Linked DNA regions of Homo sapiens: all the other regions are linked to region 3. A link is an interaction called in ENCODE POLR2A ChIA-PET data of the cell type or tissue named here. Cell type or tissue: PC-9. All regions are shown on one strand. Each heading gives the region's core, and the rest is flanking DNA. Links, peaks and the distances in the headings are about the cores only. Region 1 overlaps PLPP1 (phospholipid phosphatase 1). Region 2 has its middle 100 kb from the start of C5orf67. Region 3 overlaps DHX29 (DExH-box helicase 29).

Region 1 (5,000 bases), core at 1-5,000, 160 kb after region 3:
GTAATGGTAAATAACTTTACAAATTTATTCAATTGTACACTTAAAATGGGCAAAATTTTATGTCATGTGAATTATACCTCAAAAAAGCTATTTAAAAGAGTAGTTCGACTAGTATCTATTCTATTTTTTTCCTTTGTGATTTAAATCCTATAAGTGTTTTTTTATGTGGGGCGGAGGTGGTTTTTTTTTTTTTTGAGACAGAGTCTCATCCTGTTACACAGGCTGGAGTGCAGTGGCGCAATCTCTGCTCACTGCAACCTCTGCCTCCGGGGTTCAAGCGATTCTCCTGCCTCAGCCTCCCAAGTAGCTGGGATTACAGGTGTGCGGCCACCATGCCCAGCTACTTTTTGTATTTTTAGTAGAGACAGGGTTTCACCATGTTGGCCAGGCTGGTCTTGAACTCCTGACCTCGAGTGATCTGCCTGCCTCTGCCTCCCAAAGTGCTGAGATTGCAGGCATGAGCCACCACGCCAGCCGTACTCCTATAGCTGGTTTTATCATTGCATTCATAAATATGTATGGTATTTTTTAAAGGTTATATGGTTAAGTTATAGATGGAAGAAGAAATCATGATAATTTTATTCTATTAAATCGGGGCGTCCAATCTTTTGGCTTCCCCGCACCACACTGGAAGAAGAACTGTCTTCGGCCACACATAAAATACACTAACAATATCTGATAATAAACAAACAAACAAAAATCATAATGTTTTAAGAAAGTTTACGAATTTGTGTTGGGCCGCATTCAAAGCCATCCTGGGCCACATGTGGGCCACAGGTTGGATAAGCTTGTATCAGATTTTGTTTTACATGGTATGTTTTTACCCAGCTATTTGTTCTTCTTTATAATTTGTTTTAAATTTCAGTCTCATTTTCAATAGGCTTCCTCTCCTCCACCCAAGCCATTTGTTCATCCCCTCTGTTCCTACTCCTCCACTGAACACTCTGGAATTCTGGCTCTACTGTTAAAGTCTTCTATCTTTCCCTGTGTCTCCAAACTGTTCCCTGAAGGCTCTCTGTACCTCCTAGCCATCCAATTAAAGAGGCTTTCCCTAGGATACTGCTTGCCCTTGCAGGGAATGAGATCTACACAGCCCATACACCTTAAGAGTCCAGTATTGATGTTGGTGTTTTCATCATTCCTCAAAGCCATTTCTGGACCATTCTTCCTCTAGCCCCTTATAAAAATGCTTGTTCACCTGAGCTCAAATCAACACTATCACCTTTTACCAACTATTTCTCAACTGTCTACCTCTTCAGTCACTTTTCCCTCCTTCATTAAGACTTTACACCCATATCAGTCCTCCTCACCACCTCAAAGTTTGCCATTTAACAGCTTGATCTTTCTCTTCTTTGACCTCATTATCACCAAGCAAGTTCTCTTCCATTCTCATCCTTTGTTTAATGTAAATCTTCCCTGCCAGACTAAGGTCCATGAAGATGGGGACCAGAGATGTCTTGTTCACTGCTAAACCCCAAGCAAATACCATAGTATATACTCTAGTTAAATAAGATTTTTTTCATCCCCACTAAATACAAAAAATTGAAGCTACTGGCCGGGTGCCATGGCTCATGCCTATAATCCCAGCACTCTGGGAACCTGAGGCAGGCGGATCACCTGAGGTCAGGAGTTTGAGACCAGCCTGGAAAACATGGTAAAACCCCGTCTCTACTAAAAATACAAAAATTAGTAGGGCATGGTGGCACGTGCCTGTAGTCCCAGCTACTCGGGAGGCTGAGGCAGGAGAATCGCTTGAACCCGGGAGGCAGAGGCTGCAGTGAGCCAAGATCATGCCACTGCACTCCAGCCTGGGTAACAGAGCAAGACTCCATCTCAAAAAAAAGAAAAAAAGGAAAAGAAAAAAAAAATTGAAGCTATTAGCAGGCCCACGTTGCTTTCAAGAATACCAACAAAGACAATGAAGTATCTAGAAATCATATCTAAAAAAATCAAACAAACAAAGGATGTTTTACCCAAGAAAGTATTTGTACTTTGAACAACTAAAGGAAATTAAACTTGATATATAAAAAGATAAGGCTGACAATTTTGAAACTTGAAATGAGGAATTGGCTCTGCTACTAATTAGTGGCTTTACTTAGTGTTCTTGGTCCTCTATTTTTTCCTCATCTATCAATTTAAAAAGTTGGATCTTCTGAGTTCTAAACATTCTGTTTCATTCATGTCTAAAGGTGTCCCAGCATGCAGAAAGGAGCCCAATAAGGGCGTTATAAGACAGCAACCTGATGACCTAGAGCTGTCACAACCTGAACCAAGTTACCTTATAAAAAAAAATCTAAACAATAATAATAAACTAAGAATACTAAGATCTAGCAGAGCTTCATAAATAATGGTGGGACTAGATCAGGGTTCGGCAAACTTTGACCCCTGTGGCAGCGCTGTTTTTGTGAAGTTTATTGGAACATAGCCACATTATTCATTTAAGTATTGTCTATGGCTGCTTTCTTGCTATTAACAGCACAGTTCCATAGTTGTGAAAGAGACTATATGGCCCAGAGAGCCTAAAATATTTACTATTGGCTGGGTGTGGTGGCTCATGCCTGTTACCCCAGCACTTTGGGAGGCCAAGGTGGAAGGATCACTTGAGCCCAGGAGTTTGACACCAGCCTAGGCAACATAGTGAGACTTAGTCTCTACAAAATAATAATATAAAAATGTAAAAAAAATTATATATATTATATATGTTATCTGGCATCTTAAGAAAGTTTGCTGACTCTAGCCTAAATGATCTATAAGGTTCATTTAACATTCTTACATGCTGGCGATGAAAAAAAGAGCTGCAATAAAACACTTTTAAATGGAAGACAGCAATAAAAAAGGAAAAAGGCATGATGAGAGAGAACAATTCATACAAGATCAAAATTCACCTCCCAGTGATAACACTAACTTCTCTTTTTAAGTGCGTGGCTTATCTTCCAGTCACTGAAACCTTCTATTCCAAGAATATACAAGATTAAACAAGCATTAGCGATTTAACACTCACCTGCCTTCCTTAACTCTTTCTGCATTCCCTCGACATATGTAGTATTCAATGTAACCATCGCTGCAGTTGATTTTTGACCAATCTGGATCACAAACATCCAAGAAGTGAGGCCGCAGTCTGCCTATTGAATACTTGGCAATGTCAGTCAGGGACTGACTAGCAGCTGCACCAAATAAAAAGGTTCCAATGGCTTTGTAAATAGTGGCTATGTAGTTATTCCTGATAAAGGAATTTGAGTGCAAAAGGTTACAGTAAACAGACAGGGTTTCTCCAAGAATAATCTGAAAAAGAAACAGAAAAATAACATGTTAAAGTAGCAAGCAGGCACTTTAAACAAAACAAAACATAGGGGGAAAAAAGGAAATGGTAAATCGCAAAAATATCTTTGTTTCAAAAACAGTCCCAGCCCCTTTTTTCTTTACAATGGAGAGTCAACTTAGGATATCCAATTCTAAACCACAAAACAGGTGTCATATCAATGGTGGACATTACTTACAAAGCCATGGCTGGGACAAAATTATATCATCACTTACCTAAAATAACAAGATCTTATTTTTTTTTTCTTGTATTCAAATAAACAGAGCTTTAAAAAGTAGACAGTGATATATCCTGGAGGACAAAAACTATGGCTTGTCCAAAAAACAAACTTCCAGCCGGGTGTGGTGGCTCATGCCTGTAATCCCAGCACTTTGGGAGCCCGAGGGAGGTGGATCACCCAAGGTCAGGAGTTCGAGACCAGCCTGGCCAACATGGTAAAACCCTGTCTCTACTAAAAATACAAAAAATCAGTCAGGCATGAAGGTGGGTGCCTGTAATCCCAGCTACTTCGGAGGCTAAGGCAGGAGAATCACTTGAACCTGGGAGGCAGAGGTTGCAGTGAGCCGAGATCATGCCATTGTACTCCAGCCTGGGCAACAAGAGCAAGACTCCGTCTCAATAAATAAATAAATACATACATACATACCTACTTCCCCAATCAGAAACTCCTGTGTATAAGTACTTTTATCTGACAGAGGCTTCATTTTTCTCAAATATTCCTTTGAATCAAAGACATCCATCATATTAAAAAGAGTAAAATCATTTCAGGGAGGATTGCTAGAGGATACAGAGGGCAGGGATTTAGCCTTCCAGGTGACCTCTGCTGGGGTCCCAAGGGGTGGGACAGGATTTTTAGTCACTAATTTAAAAGTATAAAAAGGTTTCCAATGCTTTATAAGTTAACAAACCCATATCCTGAGAATTCAAAGAATACTGAATGGCAACATTATAAATAGTAACATTTGCTATTAAAAAAGACAGTAAGACTCTAGCTACCTGAAACCAAAATAAACAGTTAAGGCCGGGCACCGTGGCTCACTCCTGTAATCCCAGCACTTTGGGAGGCCGAGGCAGGTGAATCTCTTGAGGTCAGGAGTTCGAGACCAGCCTGGCCAATATGGTGAAACCCCATCTCTACTAAAAATACAAAAAATTAGCCAGGAGTGGTGGTAGGCACCTATAATCCCCAGCTACTTGGGAAACTGAGGCGGGAGAATCAATTGAACCCAGGAAGTGGTGGTTGCAGTGAGCCGAGATGGCGCCACTGCACTCCAGCCTGGGTGCGACACAGCGAGACCCCATCTCAAAAAATAATAATAAAAATTAAAAAAAAAAAAAAACCACTTAACCACAGAGCAGCCTGAACAGTGGGTTTGCTAATCTGTGTGGAGAGAATTAAGTAGCAAAGCTTGACTTGAGATACATTACTAGCTTCTCTGCTTCACCTTAAATTTATATAAACTATTTTATAAAGCATTCAAACATTTCCATTTAATGAGGATCAACTGTCTTCAGAGTAAGTCTTACCATAAGTAAAATAAATGGTTGCTTCCCGAAAGGGATTTCAAGAATCTGATACCTAAAATCCTTTCCTTACCTGGCTCAATGGCTCCTAGAGTTCCATAATTAGAATGTTTTAACTTTGACAATGAGACTATGAACTCTACAAGGTAAGGAGGAT
Region 2 (8,381 bases), core at 1,874-6,873, 1.4 Mb after region 3:
AGGTCCAGGAAGCATTTCAGAGCAACCAGCTCTAGATGTGGAATTTCTTCACGATGTCATATTATCTTGGAAATGCATATACATTTTGCCTCTATTCTATAATATATCCATATTTGTGCATTTCAATCAAATAAAGAAACACATTACAGGAAAGTGTACCATGTTTACTACCCAACTTTGCTTGCCAATCCCCCAAATGCACTCAGGACCTCAGTTTTGAAAATGGTGCCAGGGGTCTACAGAATGTTACAAGCAGACTAGCAGAACAAGAGCTAATAGGGAATTGACCCAGAAATGCTACAGAACATAATATTCTCTATCAAATGCATAATTATTAAGATGCATCAAATTGATTAAAATAGTCTCTACACTACAAATATAAGCAAGCATGTATTACCAAACGGTATTCAAGCATCAAACCTTTGTTTCTATCTTGAAGTTTAATTTGTAAGATGTTGTGCACATCTGGAGAGAAAATAACACAGTCCAAGAAAGGTGGAGGTGGTAAAAATCCAAGAATAAAGTCATTGTCATTGAGTGCAAATAAGTGCTTTTCTGAGACAATTTTCCTTTACTGTATAATAATTCCTTATTCATTAAGGGAAAAGTATAACATTACTGTTCTGGAATGTATCATATAGATGTTGGTATCTCTGCACTTTTCTAATCATAAACTGTTACAGATGGGTTTCCAGAGTTCTGTAGGTCACAGGATGAAAATCATTCTCCCTTGCCCTATCTCTCGTTCTTTTATAATCGCAGGGGTTTTTTTGACCTAGTTTTTTGTCCATCTCTAGTAGAGATACTCTTCTTTCCGACTTTCCCCTAAAGGGCTATATTTATATTGCACCTGATATTTTCCCCAACCTCTGAGTAGGAAGATGAACCTGGCAAGCATCTTTCTTCAAATCATTTATCATGCTTGCAAATGGCTGGCATGAGTCCACATTATTTCCTCCGCATTCCAATGCATGTTTTAAAGGCATCTTTTAATGTACCATTTAGGAAAGAGCTCCATACATCAAGAAACAAAAAACAGCCAAGGAATCTAATATTCTGTCCAAGACCTGTGAAGGAGATGCTGATATTGGTTCATTTGAATCAAGCCTTCTAGAAATGAATCTGGATATGAGTTAGTAGTGGATTTAAAAAAAGGAGTGTGGCATTGTCCTTCTGGGGCCTATTTCAAGAGAGGGGAAAAAAAAGACTTCATCTGTAAGCCATTTGAGAAAAAAACTGATGGGGCAGTTCTCTCCAAATGCTTTGCTTCGGCCTCTAACAAGAGAAAAGCTGCCACTTCCCTCCCATCTCTTTTTCCATCTTCTAATTCATGTCCTTTAAAAAACTTGATTGTGTAAATCACTACAGTCCCCACTTGCTCAGTTGTCCTAGTTTAGGCTGTCATTATTGTTCTCCCTTGCTGGAATGGCCTCCTAATTCATCTGCCCACCTGTGCTTTCTTCCCACCACAGTCTACCCTTCCCACTGCCCCAGAGAAAACTTGGTAAAGGACAGATCTGGTCATGTCCCTCTTGTGATTTAAAAGTCTCAGAGGCTCCCACTGCCTGCAGGGGAAAGTCCACACACACTAGCATAACACACCAAGTCCTTCCTGTTCCACCCCGCTCACCTTTCTCCCTCATCTCAGGAGCTCTGTGCCCCATGCCGTCCTGGCCCAGCCTCAGTAGATTGCTCATCTGCTCTCCCTTTGGTGCCCTACCCTCTTGCCTGTTGGCCTCTCAGAGTGAAAACCCTTTTCCTTTTCTCTGCTGGTTTGACTTCTACTCAACCTCCAGGATTTAGCTCATATGTCTCCTTCTCTCAAGGTTTCCCCAGCTCCACTCAGCATACCTCCAATATATTTCTAATTTAGCAGGTATATTTTAATAATTTTACTTTACCATCTCTACTCAGCCCCACCAGCTCTCAGAGGATAAGGACTATGTTTTCATTATCTATAATGCCCCCCAGGGGCACTAACTCCTATGAACATCCAATCTGCCCTGCTTTGAAAAAAAAATCTCAAGGAAAGAAGCTGAGAGATGTTGCAGCAGGTGCTTGAGGTAGGCTCCTGGTGGCAAAACTGGATCTGTTCACCATAGCTGCAGCTGAAATCAGGTGAGCAGAATGCATGTAGCCCGGGGCACAAAATATGTCTGCCACAGGCATGTTGATTTGAATAAGCATGGAAATGCAGGGTAGGAGGGCACGTCACAGGCCCCAGCCCAGCTGCCCATGCAGCATAGGAATGCTTTTACAGATTGCTTCAATGGGGAGCTTCCACTGTTCTCCCTCCTTTGACATGAGCAAATGATATCACCAGACAGCTTGTTGATGGGCATTTTTGCCAAACATAATTAATCTGATTTTAATGATAATAATAGTAACATTATCAAGTGCTTATTTTATGCCAAGTAGTGTCCTAAGAGCTTTGCATGTACAGTTTGATTTTCATAAGCACCATATGTGGTAAATACATTCATTAATTATACACCCATTTTCTAGGTAGAGTGTAGCAGATGCTGCCTGTGCCCTATCCACCTCCCCTCAAGCCTCCCCATTTTAGTGCAGGCAAGCAGAACTCCCCAATGCCAGCACCTGCAGCTCTTGGCCAGAGATCATTCTCCAGTACAAAAGCCCACTTTCCTGCAGTATGTTTGGTCAGAAGTACCAGAGAATTAACACCTCCTAGAAGCATTCCTCAATCAATGACTGAGAGGATTGCTTCTCAAGTGGGTTGGCTCTGAGTTATGTGGTCTACACTGGCTCCCAGAGTTCCCTAGAGGGGTTAAGCTCTGGTTTGTCTGCAATTGTAACACGCTTGATAATTCACCTGTTATTGGCTGCCTTACCTCCCCCTGCTCACTTTCCCACTCTCTTACCAGTGTTTCCTGGAATACCTTCTAGTATTTGCATTTTGAAACCTGATCTCTAGGTCTACTTCTGGAGGAACCTAACAAAGATAATCGGGCCAAGGCACTAAGAAGATCCAGGACTTGCCCGTGATGATTTCTCACTCTAGGGCCCACACTCTTATCCACTACCCCGTACTGTTAACTCATCCAGGTTTTCCCGCTGTAAAAACAAACAGCCGTCATTTCCTTCCTCTATGCCCAAATATGTGAAGACAGCCAAAGACTCTCCAATTCCTTCTGCCATGACTGTTACAAACATGGTTTCCATACCAATCATCCTCTCGTGAGGCAACCTCTCCCCTGCACAAATTCTCCACTTAAAATTAAACACATGAATTTTTTTCTGCTTTTTACCTTACATATTTCATCTATCTGCTTTTTATTCCTGTGCCATTATAGAAGTACAGAATTCAAAATATGGTATGGTAGACTATTCAATTTTAATCCTGTTTTAATACAAAAAATAAAGTTCCTGGAACTAGTTCTATGTTCAAAATAGCATCCATGCAAACAAAATGTTGAATTGGTTACAATGAATCTTACTAATATAAGTAATGCTTACATTAATAAGGTCTTATAAATGTGGCAAGATATGAATATTGATGTATTTATTAGGTATTTATTAACAGCAACAACAAACACTCTGATTTCTTCTGTGTATTTTAGTGAATTGCACCCTCAACCAGAGGTCCTGAATTTATCTTTGACGTGCTTCCTTCTCTATCATCTACGTCAGCCATAAACAAAAAGTCAGGCATCATAGATTAGCTGCACATAGAAAGCATTCCCAGAAGTAAGCACCACAGTGGGATGCACAAAACGTATTGTTGATGAATTTAAGGTTCTTGAACTGCTATCTGGAATCAGTCTATATACAACATAGTCAAAGTAAAATAATAAATTTAGGAATTATAACATGTCATAAACAGATCCTAAGATGAAGAGTCACAGAATGTTATGGCAAGAGGCTGGGTATGGTGGCTTATGTCTATAATCTCAGCACTTTGGAAGGCCAAGGTGGGTGGATCACTTGAGGTCTGGAGTTTCAGACCAGCCTAGCCAACATGGTGAAACTCCATCTCTACTAAAAATACAAGAATTAGCTGGGTGTGGGGGCACACGCCTGTAATCCCAGATACTCAGGAGGCTGAGGCAGGAGAATCACTTGAACCCGGGAGGTGGAAGCTGCAGTGAGCCAAGATCACACCACTGCACACCAGTCTGGGCAACAGAGCGAGACTCAGTCTCAAGAAAAAGGAAGATTATGGCAAGTGAAACTCTAGAGAACAACTATTTCAATTTCATCTTTTACAGAATTTAAGATCTTACAACTAGGTAGTGACATAATCAGAAATAGAACCCAGATTTCTTAGCTCTGAATTCAGTGCTTAGTCCACTTACCACAACCTGTTACAAATTGTGAATAATTTATTTTTCATCCTAATCACAATAGAGTATCTTTGCATACCAAGTCACTAATTCATCTCCTATGATGACCGATACCTGGTTTGAAGTAATACATGAAACTAATTAAATGTTTGTCACAGAAATTTAGAATTAAGGACAATGAGGGACTGAATCAATGAGGGACTGAGCCAGTGGATGGCACTTGAATTGAGATGTCATGCTAAACAGTAAATTTAGAATTTAAATTTAAATAAGATCGATGTAAGTGACAACGCAGAGCCCCCAAGAAACAGAGAATAGTCTGAGCCTCACTTTCCCAGACCAGTTCTTCTGAGAGCTGGTGATATTTATACTTCATGAAGCTTATTTGTTTTTTGTTTGTTCGTTTGTTTGTTTTTTGAGACGGAGTCTTGCTCTGTTGCCCAGGCTGGAGTGCAGTGGTGTAATCTCCACTCACTGCAAGCTCTGCCTCCTGGGTTCACACCATTCTCCTGCCTCAGCCTCCTGAGTAGCTGGGACTACAGGCGCTCGCCACCACACCTGGATAATTTTTTCTATTTTTAGTAGAGATGGGGTTTCACCATGTTAGCCAGGATGGTCTCAGTCTCCTGACCTTGTGATCTGCCTGCCTCAGCCTCCCCAAGTGCTGGGATTACAGGCGTGAGCCACCGTGCCCAGCTGCTTATTTGTATTTTTAAAGTAATATCCTTTAACACATTTACTTGGGCTAGTTTGAGTATGTATCTCTTCCTGTAACCAAAAGTCCTGGATAGAAGACTCTTCCCTCTTCTTGCTACTAAGCTAAACAACTACTTTTTAAAAAATGGGTGTCAGATAATGGAATAGTAAGAATGGCCATTGGAATTAGCATGAAGAACTGAATCAGAATGAATGAAGTAGGAGACTAAGTTTAACCAAATACCAGCTGTGGTTGGAGAATGTTGTTGTATGGGGAAAAGAGGCTGATATTCCTAAGTCCTTTAGCAAGTTTAGAAGCAGGCCCTTGATAGTAGAAATGTATGAGAGTCTTCAAGAGGCCCATCTGCTGTTGGCTGTCTTCAAGAGACCCAACTCACGTGGAATTATACCCACAGGCTCAAAGTAGAGTTGAAGAAAGATCTATCACATTAACAGAAAACAAAAAGGAGGAGGGGTCACTATTCTTATAACAGACAAAACAGACTTTAACAGTGAAAGGGGACAAAGAAAGGCATTACATGATAAAGGGTTCAACAAGAAGACTTAACTGTCCTAAGTATTATACACCCGACACTGAAGCACCCAGATTCATAAAACTACTACTTCTACGCCTATGAAAAGACTTAGCCACACAATAATAGTGGTGGACTTCAACACCCCACAGATAACATTAGACAGATCATTGAGGCAGAAAACTAACAAAGAAATTCTGGACTTAAATTTGACACTTGACCAATTGAACCTAACAAACATCCGCACAATACTCCACCCATAAGTCACAGAACATACATTCTTTTTCATCTGCACATAGAACGTACTCCAAGATCCACATGCTCAGCCATAAAGCAAGTCTCGATAAATTAAAAATCAAAATCACTCACGCCTGTAATCCCAGCACTTTGGGAGGCCGAGGCGGGTGGATCATGAGGTCAGGAGATCAAGACCATCCTGGCTAACAAGGTGAAACCCCGTCTCTACTAAAAATACAAAAAATTAGCCGGGCGCGGTGGCGGGCGCCTGTAGTCCCAGCTACTCGGGAGGCTGAGGCAGGAGAATGGCGTGAACCCGGGAAGCGGAGCTTGCAGTGAGCCGAGATTGCGCCACTGCAGTCCGCAGTCCGGCCTGGGCGACAGAGCGAGACTCCGTCTCAAAAAAAAAAAAAAAAAAAAAAAAAAATCAAAATCACGTCAATCATATTCTCTGACCAGTGGAATAAAAGTAGAAACTAATACCAAGATCTCCCAAAACACACAATTACATGGAAATTAAACAACTTGCTCCTGAATGACTTTTGGGTAAACAATAAAATTAAGGCAGAAATCAGCAAATTCTTTTAAATAAATGCAAATACGAACATAACACAGCAAAATCTCTAGGATGCAGCAAAAGCAATGCTAAGAGGAACGTTTATAGTGCTAAACGCCTACCTCAAAAAGTTAGAAAGATCTCAAAGTAATGATCTACTGTCACACCTAGAGGAACTAGAAAAACAATAATAAACTAACCCCAAAGTTAGCAGAAGTAAAGAAATAACTATAATCAGGGCAGAACTAAATGAAATTGAGACCCCAAAATCCATACAAAAAATCAATGAAACAAAAAGTTGGTTCATTGAAAGTATGAGCAAAATCAATAGATCACCAGCTAGATTAGCATGGAAAAAAAGAGAAGATTCAAATAAGCATAGTTGGAAATGACAAAGGTGACATTGCAACCAATCCCACAGAAATACAAAAGATCCTCAGAGACTATTGTGAAAACCTCTATGCATACAAACTAAAAAATCTAGAGGAAACAGATTAATTTCTGAAAACACACAAGCTCCCAAGATTTAATCATAAACAAATTGAGACCCTGAACAGTCCAATATCAAGTCCAAAATTGAATCAGTAATGAAAAAAAAAAACCTACCAACCAAAAAAAGATGGATTCATAGCCAAATTCTACTAGACATACAAAGAAGAGCTGGTACCAATTCAACTGAAACTATCGCCAAAAAATCGAGGAGGAGGGACTCCTCCGTAAGTCATTCCATGAAGCCAGCATATCCTGATATGAATACCTGGAAAAAACATAATGAAAAAAGAAAACTGCAGGCCAATATCTCTGATGAACATAGATGCAAAAATCCTCAACAAAATACTAGCAAACCAAATCCAGCAGCACATCAAAAAGTTAATTCACCACAATCAAGTAATCTTCATTCCTGAGATGAAAAATTGGTTCAACATATGCAAATCAATAAATGTGATTCACTACATAAACAGAATTAAAACCAAAAACAATATGATCATCTCAATGGACGCAGAAAAAGCCTTCACTAAAATCCAACATCTCTTCATGATAAAAAACCCTCAACAAAGTAGGCATCAAAGTAAAATACTTCAAAATAATAAGAGCCGTCTATGACCACAGACAACATCACAATGAATGGGCAAATACTGGAAGCATTCCTCTTGAAAACTGGAACAAGAAAAGGATACCCACTGTCACCACTCCTATTCAAGATAGTACTGAAAGTCCTAACCAGAGCAGTCAGGCAAAAGAGAGAAATAAAATCATCCAAGTAGGAAAATAAGTAGTCAAACTACCTTTCTTTGCTGACAATATGATTCTATACCTAGAAAACTAAGGACTCTGGCAAAAGCCTCCTGGAACCAGTAAATAACTTCAGTAAAGTTGCAGGATACAAAATCAATGCACACAAATTAGTAGCATTTCTATACACCAATAATGTTCAAGCTGAGAGCCAAATCAAGAATACAATCCCTCTTACAATAGCCACACAAAAAAGGAAATACCTAGGAATACGTCTAACCAGGGAGGTGAAAGATGTCTATAAGAAGAACTATAAAACACTGCTGAAATAAATCATAGATGACACAAACAAATGGAAAATCATTCTGTGCTCATGAATTAGAAGAATTAACATTGTTAAAATGGCCATACTGTCTAAAGCAATCGACAGATTCAACACTATTCTTATCAAACTGCCAATGTCATTTTTCACAGAATTAAAAAAAAACTATTTTAAAATTCATATGGAACCAAAAAAGAGCTCAACTAGCCAAAGCACTCCTAAGCAAAAAGATCAAACCCCAAGGCATCACATTACCAGACATCAAACTATACTATAAAGCTACAGTAACCAAAACAGCTTGGTGCTGGTACAAAAACAGACACATACACCAATGGGACAGAACAGAGAACCCAGAAATGAAGCTGCACACCTACAACTGTCTGTTCTTCAACAAAGTCAACAAACATAAACAATGGGGCAAGAACTCTTTATTCAATAAACAGTGCTGGGAAAACTGGCTAGCTACATGCAGAAGGATGAAACTGGATCCCTACCCTTCA
Region 3 (8,299 bases), core at 3,300-8,299:
AAACTAAGGAACTTTAAAAAGTTTGCAAAATACCTGCAATTTTTTGGCAGTAAGTCTTCCAGAAATCATTCCTTTGTCATTATTTTGCTTTTTATGCTCATTGATCACTCCAATAATTCTTTGCTCTAGTTTGTTATTAATTACCACCTGTTGAGGCCAAAAAGGTCATATCATTTAGAAGCTAAATTATTAAAAAATTAAAAGCCAATCATACAGTTTTCTATATTCCTGCCAACCAAGCCCAAAATTTCAGCTAAAATCAGATACAGTAATTATCATTTTTTGGACTACCACCCATTTGACCACATTCCTATCATTTCTTTAAGAAAAAATGTGATATGAAAAAAGCAACAAGATAACACATGGCAAGAAAAAGCCTCTTGAGGGCAATGTCACGAGACATTGTCCTTGGACCACCCTTGGGTTGCTGTCACAAAGATTCCTAAGTTCTATCCCAAACATACTGAATCAGAATTCTTGGAGGGATTTAATGTAAACCACTGCAAGCACACAACCTAAAAGAATGAACACTATACTAAAAACGGGTATAACAAGTAAAACTGAAAACTAAATATGTCGTAATAAGCTACACAAATTCTTTTGGCTTCTAGACTTTGATTCCTACTTTTTCCTACTAGCCATTTTATTTTCTGTTCTTTTGTTATTTTTGACCTAAGAGTACACAAGCATCTACTTACAAAAATATCTTCCCTTTGTTACTTTTTAACTAAATGCCTACTATAAACTAAGCACAAAAATATAATTCAGAAATTCACAGTCTAGCCCAGAAAATATATATAAAGAGACAAATTATAACCCAGCATGGCAATTCTCAAAAAAGATATATCAAGTAATAGTAGAACCACCAAGAAAATCAACTTGGCGGTTGATAAAGGACTTCATAGAGGTCACAGAGGTGACAAATAAAAAGGGGAAATAAGGGCACTCTACGCAGAGAGTACATGGGTAAAAGCTAGAAGTTGTAAAATCACGGATTTAGAAGAACAAATGAGATATTCATGAGATGTCCCATGAACTAAAATATTAAGTAGAGATCAGAGTAGCAGAGAGGAGGGTGAAACGGTATTCTAAGACAGACCTGAAAAAATGTATATGCCATGCTTAAGAAGTTTAGATCTTAACCAGGCCTTCCTTCATTTCTTACTGTCTCTCAACATATGTGTATGATTTACTTATTTTTAGTAGAGATTAGCTCTTAGAGTACTATTTACAAAAATTTAAAACACCCCATCATTTTCTTACATTTAAGGATACATCTTTTTTGGGGGAAAAAAGGGGGAAACATTTCTTGAAATGACTCAAAACCTTTGTTACTTACTTTCAAAATAGATTTATCCAGATTTGCAGGACCACTAGAATCATTTGTAGAATTAAAACTATAAATTTTTGGACCTGTAAATACAAATAGACAAGGCAATTTAATGATTAATATCTATTACATTATTTTAATTTTCCTCTAAAGAATGCTAAATATTAGGCCGGGCGCGGTGGCTCACGCCTGTAATCCCAGCACTTTGGGAGGCCGAGGCGGGTGGATCATGAGGTCAGGAGATCGAGACCATCCTGGCTAACAAGGTGAAACCCCGTCTCTACTAAAAATACAAAAAATTAGCCGGGCGCGGTGGCGGGCGCCTGTAGTCCCAGCTACTCGGGAGGCTGAGGCAGGAGAATGGCGTGAACCCGGGAAGCGGAGCTTGCAGTGAGCCGAGATTGCGCCACTGCAGTCCGCAGTCCGGCCTGGGCGACAGAGCGAGACTCCGTCTCAAAAAAAAAAAAAAAAAAAAAAAGAATGCTAAATATTAAATATTTGATTTCAGCTTTTTTCCCCAATACTTCACCAAATAACTCAATCTAGTAGCTAGCAATATCCTCTCTAAATTTTCAACATTTTACCAATTAGCATTACTCCATGTTAACCAGTTTCTCATAAAATGCAAATGCCTACATATCTTTTAGGTTAAATCTATCTTTATCCTCATATCTTTTAGTCAGATGCTTTTCTCCTGGCACTTAGCTGAGGCAAAACTTCTAAGATATGATTGTTGGCAGAGTAGATGGACAATTTTAAAGAGAAAGCACTCTTTCTTGAAGGTGGTATGCTAAGTGAAAAGGGAGGTGGGAGTTCCTATCATCTTTTCTCCTTGAACTCAAGTCCAGGGTTGCTATAGTTTCCTAGGGCTGCCATAACAAATTACCACAAACTTGATGGCTGAATACAGCAGAAATTTATTCTCTCACAATTCTGGAAGCTAGAACTCCAAAATCATGGTGTGAGCAGGACCATGCTCTCTCTGAAGGCTCTAGGTAAGAATCGTTCCTTCCCCCTTCCAGCTTCTGGTGGCAGCATAACACCAGTCTCTGCCTCCTCATTCACACGGCCTTCTTCCCTTTCTCTGTGTCCAAATGTCCCTCTCCTTTCTCTTGACATTCATTATTGGATTTAGGAATCACCCTAAATCTAGTATAATTTCATCTCAAGATCCACAGATCTGTAGAGCTTATTTCCAAACAAGGTCACATTCTGAGGTTCCAGGTGGACATGAATATTTGGGGGGACACTACTCACTCAACCCACTACAGTTGCCAAGTCTGTTCCAGTGAACAGAAACGCTGTCTAGTCTCAGTCCTTTAACAATGAGTAACCAGGAAACAACACACATTATTTTCAAACTTTTGGTCTCATGACCCCTTACTCTCTTAAAAATTACTGAGGATCCAAATAGTTTTTGTTTATGTGGGTTATGTCTATTGATACTTAGTATATTATAAATTAAAAGGGAAATTTTAAAACATTCATTCACCAAAAATAATAAATCTGGCCAGGCGCAGTGGCTCATGCCTGTAATCCCAGCACTTTGGGAGGCTGAGGTAGGAGGATCTCTTGAGCCCAGGAGTTTGAGAGCAGTCTGGGCAATATAGTGAGACTTTGCCTCTACAAAAATTATCCAGCTGTGGTAGCACATGTCTGAAGTCCCAGGTACTCAAGAGGCTGAGGCAGGAAAACTGCTTGAACCCAGGAGTTCAAGGCTGCAGTAGTAGCTACAGTGAGCTGTGACTGCAACACTGCACTCCAGCCTGGGCAACAGAGTGAGACCCTGTCTCTAATAATAATAATAATAGGCCAGGTGTGGTGGCTCATGCCTGTAATCCCAGCACTTGGGACGCGGAGGCGGGCAGATCACATGAGGTCAGGAGTTTGAGACCAGCCTGGCCAATATGGCAAAACCCCATTTCTAGTAAAAATACAAAAATTAGCTGGGCCTGGTGATGCATGCCTGTAATCCCAGCTACTTGGGAAGCTGAGGCAGGAGAACTGCTTTAACCCAGGAGGCAGAGGTTGCAGTGAGCCGAGACTGCACCACTGCACTCTGGCCTGGGAGACAGAGCGAGACTCTGTCTCAAAAAAACAAAAGGACCTCAACAAAATAATAAAAATAAACCTGTTCCATTAATATAAATGATGCTTAAGATGAAATGTGACTATATTTTTCAAGACAAAAAATAATATCCGTTTTTGCAAATCTCTTTAATATCTGGTATCTTAGTCTGCTCAGACTGCCACAACAAAATACCACAGACTGCTGGATGGCTTCACCATCAGAAATTTATTTCTCATAGTTCTGGAGGTTGGGAAGTCCAAGATTAGGGTACCAGCAAGGGAGGTTTCATTCTGAGGCCTCTTCTCTTGGCATGTAGGTGGCCATCATCTTGCTATATGTTCACATGGCTTTTTTCTCTGTGCTTACTCAGAGAAACTGAGCTCTCTTGGGTATCTCATTTTATAAGGACACTAATCCTGTTGGATCAGGGCCCCATCCCTGTGATCTCATTTAACCTTATGTACTTCCTTAGAGCCCTTATCTCCAAATATAGCCACACTGGGGGTAAGGGTCTCAACATACTAATTTTTTGAGGACACAAACATTCAGTTCGTAACATCTAGCTTCTGCATTCAATCTGCCGTAACATTACACATCATGTAGCCAACTGGACAACCTCACTGCATAATCATGAGAAAATGAGCGTGAAAAATGGCAAAAACATCTCAGAATTATTATGAAAAGTTTTCACTTCATGGAGCCCTTGGCAAACAAGTCTCAGGTTCCTTAGGACCTCCTGAGCACACTTTGAGAAACACTGCTGTATAAGAATGATCCCAGGCCAGGCGTGGTGGCTCACGCCTGTAATCCCAACACTTTGGGAGGCCAAGGCAGGTGGATCACCTGAGGTCAGGAGTTCAAGACCAGCCTGACCAACATGGAGAAACCCCATCTCTACTAAAAATACAAAATTAGCCAGGCGTGGTGGTGCATGCCTGTAATCCCAGCTACTCGGGAGGCTGAGGCAGGAGAATCGCTTGAACTCAGAAGGCGGAGGTTGCAGTGAGCCGAGATTTCGCCATTGCACTCCAGCCTGGGCAACAAGAGTGAAACTCCATCTCAAAAAAAAAAAAAAAAAAAAAAACAAGAATGATTCCAGAATCATAAATCTAGTTGCATGGTTTTTATACACCTTAAAATAAGAAGTATTTTTTCTACTTTGAGACATTTAAACATTAAATGTTCTTATGATTTTAAAGTCAAAGACTTTGCTCTCTGCTGGGTTACATTAGGTTCTTCATTTTAAGATGGTAGCTAATATAATTAGATATTTTAAAAGAACAAAAGTTTTTGAGAATAACTACTTGAAATTAACTTGTACATCTGGGCAGTCTGAAAGAGAAACATTTGTGGTTCTCTGTCAATTACTGCTATGCTATAGTTATATCGGAGGTACCCAAAGCTACATGGCATATGTAAAAAGATAATAACAAGTCTGGTATAGTATTGTTAGTTTCCTTATCGTCTAGTCTCAAACTTTACCTTAATTCTAGTAATCTCTCCTATAAATTCATGTCAATGGTCATAAAGGAGAGTATATATTTAGTAGTCTTTAACTATTTCTGGGGAGTCTTATCAATTATAGTAAGCTTGTGCACAAATTTAGCATGCAGTTTTAGAGGTCCCCAAACACATCAAGAGGCCCCAGCTATAACCCTTTTAAAAAGTTACAGATAGATGAGCAGTACATTACCAAGACTACATGGAGAAACAGTTCAAAGTTCATATGCTACTGACAAGAGTAAGACTGTAAATTCCTTTAAAAATGCCAGCCGGGGCAACATGGTGAAACCCCATCTCTACAAAAAATACAAAATATTAGCTAGGTGTGGTGGCTTGTGCCTGTAATCCCAGCTACTTGGGAGGCTGAGATGGGAGGATTGCTTGAGCCTGGGAGGCAGAGATTGTAGTGAGCCACTGGGCGACAGAGTGACCCTATCAAAAAAAAAAAAAAAAAAAACTGGTTGGTTTTTAATTTACCCAGTTGAAAAGATTAAAGTAAAATTCTCATTTGTCTCCTCCAAACATTTCACCTAAGAGTTTCAACTGTATCACTTCCTTGAAGTTGGCTTATACTGCAAACTTCCAGAGGGTAAACAAAAGAGCTGAGTTTCTGAAAAATGATCAGAGAAATCAAGGAATCCTGCTCAACATTCACTGGGCCACGTTCACTTTTGCCAAGTAAAGTGCATAAGATTTATGACAGCTACTTTCCTTATTGCCTGGAGACTTTTACAATTTTTGGTTTTGTGTTTAAGATGGTGGAAGTTACTGGAAATCTGACTGGAAGTAAGGATGTTAGTATGCAATATCTCCAAGGCAAAGTATTATGAATTCCAAATTTATAAATGAAAGGTCATGGAACGATGCAACATATATAGCTGGCTCTCAAAAATATTTATTACATTAAAGTTGAAGCACAGACAAACTGATTTCCTCAAAATGACTCAGCTAATTAAAAAAAAAAAATCAACCAGAATCAGTTTCTTATTGCCCAATAATCTTTTCTTTTGCTACATATTCTTTTTATACTGTATTTTAAAGGAAAAAGCAATGCTAATGACCCACTATGACTAAGACATTGACTTTGAGTTGTTAGCACTCTGATTCCCTTCTGATCGACAGTGTGTACATCTGCAGAATGGTTAATCAGGCAAGGGACCCAAACAGGGACTCTGGTGGTAAACAGACCCAGTGCCTGTCCTCATGGAGCTTATATTCTGGAACAGTAATATAATTAGTAAGCAACTAATACTCAGATGAGTAATAAAGGGGAAGTGCAGAGTGCCAAGAAAATAGATGAGGGTGAATTGATGTAGTCTGAGCAATTAAGGCCTGTGAGGAAGTACACACTGCCAGGGCCGCCTGACTAATTATTTTGAAATGTAAACCAGCTAAAGTTTCTCCTCTACTTAATACCAACACCGGCCCCCACTTCCCATTGAACTTGCTCTGGCTCCTTCCCAGACTTCCAGCCACATTTTAACTTTTTCTTTCTTCGCTCCAGCCACACAGCACTATCTTCTTACAACATGTCAAACTTGTTTCCACCTTAGGGTTTTTAGGCTTGTTTTTCCCTCTGCCACAAATACTCTGCAGATCATCTCAGTTTAAATGTTTTCTAAGGGAAGCTATTCCTATTTCAAACCAAAATAGACCCTCCATTCTCCATTTAATGTTTACCAAGTCACTATTTTCTGTTCCTCATAGCACTTTTTCTATTTTAGTGACCCTAAAAAAAAATTTATAATGGCTTTCATAAATTTATGACATCCATTCCCAATTCTTATTCCCCTCTTAAAATTTTAAGCCTCAACTAGGTTCAAGGATTTTCAGAAACACAAGCCTCTTGGTTGGAAGAGAAAACTTAAATTACTGAACCTCTTATTTTGGTCTCAGTCATAACATGATAAAGCAGCTTAATTATACTTAGGCTAAGGAAGTGGCACTTCTAAAGCACAGGAATGGAAAGAAGAAAGAAAAGAAAAGAAAGGCAAAGAGAAGGACAGTAAAAGAAAGATGGGGAAAGGTCTTGCTATTTCTAGAACACTCCAGGCTTGCATCTCAAGGCCTTTCTGTTCCCTCTCCCCAGGAGACTCTTTACCCAGTCATCTGTGTAACTACTTTACCTGCCTCCTTTGCTTGCTCAAATGTCACTTTTTTTTTTTTTTTTTTTTTTGAGACCGAGTCTTGCTGTCACCCAGGCTGGAGTGCAGTGGCACAATCTCAGCTCACTGCAAGCTCCGCCTCCCGGGTTCACGCCATTCTCCTGCCTCAGCCTCTCCGAGTAGCTGGGACTACAGGCGCTCGCCACTATGCCCAGCTAATTTTTTATATTTTTAGTAGAGACGGGGTTTCACCGTGGTCTCAATCTCCTGACCTCGTGATCCGCCTGCCTCGGCCTCCCAAAGTGCTGGGATTACAAGCGTGAGCCACTGCGCCTAGCCACCTTCTTATATGATGCCTTCCTTCCCTGACCATCCTATTTAATACTGAACCTCTCCCCACCCTCCTCCCTATTCGGCCTCTTCAGAAATTCTTTCATGAGCAAATGAAATTAAAAAAAAAACAAGACTGGTATTACTTGTTGTGCAAGCCATTTGGTGATTCTGAACCTCTACGATAGAGGACAATTTTGACCAGCTGTGCCGTCAAATTGGAAAGATAAGGAGGGACGGAAGTAGAGTAGAACCATTACATCTACATTAGGAACTACACAGAGTTGAGCATTTTTCCACTTTTTTCTCCAAAATAGGTTTATTGTACGTTATACTATATATTAAAAGCACCCTAAAATAAACCCAAAAGTTATGTGCAAATTTAGTAGATAACCTCTAGTTTTTTTCTCTTGATTTCTTGGTCTTAATAATTCCTTTGAACTTTCCTTACCAGTTATCCAAGTAATTTTCTTCATGACAATATGCACAGCACTAGAGTAGATACTGGGGAAATGTTAACACATATCCATAAAACTGTTCCTACCTCCTGTAATTTTGTTGGATATATAAAACATATAATTCTTTACATATCATAAGGCAAGAACTAACTATCAAAAAGAATGATTTAAACAACTATGATACGTCAGTTGTGAATAGCAGGAAGAATTCAAAAGGAAGTTGTTATCTGAAATGGGTATTTTAAGGTTTTGGTAGATGATGTTAGGGACAGATTGCACTCCATGAAGAAAAACATGGCAAGAATAAATACGAGGAAGGAGAAAGCTAAGAGCTCCATTTGGAGAAATGAAAACACACCAGACTTGCTATAGTTGAATAGAGGAATTATTAAAAGGTTAGAAAGAGGGTTTTAGAAGCTAGCTAAATGATTTGGATTTTATTGCAAAGTCAGTGAGGATGCCATGGAAGAAAATAGGAAGTGTTACGACCAAAGCAGCATTT

Evidence for each region. Peaks named below come from ENCODE experiments on the same cell type or tissue, not always from the same donor. Only the 100,000 strongest peaks of a DNase experiment are listed, where the experiment ranks them.
Region 1: POLR2A ChIA-PET joins it to region 3 with 14 read pairs; 3 of 35 experiments call an interaction of 5 or more read pairs at or near these places.
Region 2: POLR2A ChIA-PET joins it to region 3 with 36 read pairs; 2 of 35 experiments call an interaction of 5 or more read pairs at or near these places.

The regions. Positions count from the first base shown.
Region 1 is chr5:55,464,868-55,469,867 of GRCh38, forward strand. PLPP1 (phospholipid phosphatase 1) reads right to left here. Exons shown (of 6, transcript NM_003711.4): 3 at 3,002-3,282. Among named protein-coding and RNA genes, the nearest start is that of MIR5687, 42 kb to the right of the region's middle. In PC-9, for the core only: no CTCF peak of the experiment used is centred there; no DNase peak of the experiment used is centred there.
Region 2 is chr5:56,702,534-56,710,914 of GRCh38, forward strand. No RefSeq gene overlaps it. Among named protein-coding and RNA genes, the nearest start is that of C5orf67, 100 kb to the left of the region's middle. In PC-9, for the core only: no CTCF peak of the experiment used is centred there; no DNase peak of the experiment used is centred there.
Region 3 is chr5:55,297,252-55,305,550 of GRCh38, forward strand. It overlaps DHX29 (DExH-box helicase 29), which reads right to left. Exons shown (of 27, transcript NM_019030.4): 2 at 1,340-1,413; 3 at 34-147. Among named protein-coding and RNA genes, the nearest start is that of DHX29, 6.3 kb to the right of the region's middle. In PC-9, for the core only: no CTCF peak of the experiment used is centred there; no DNase peak of the experiment used is centred there; H3K4me3 peaks cover 238 bases; H3K27ac peaks cover 1,027 bases.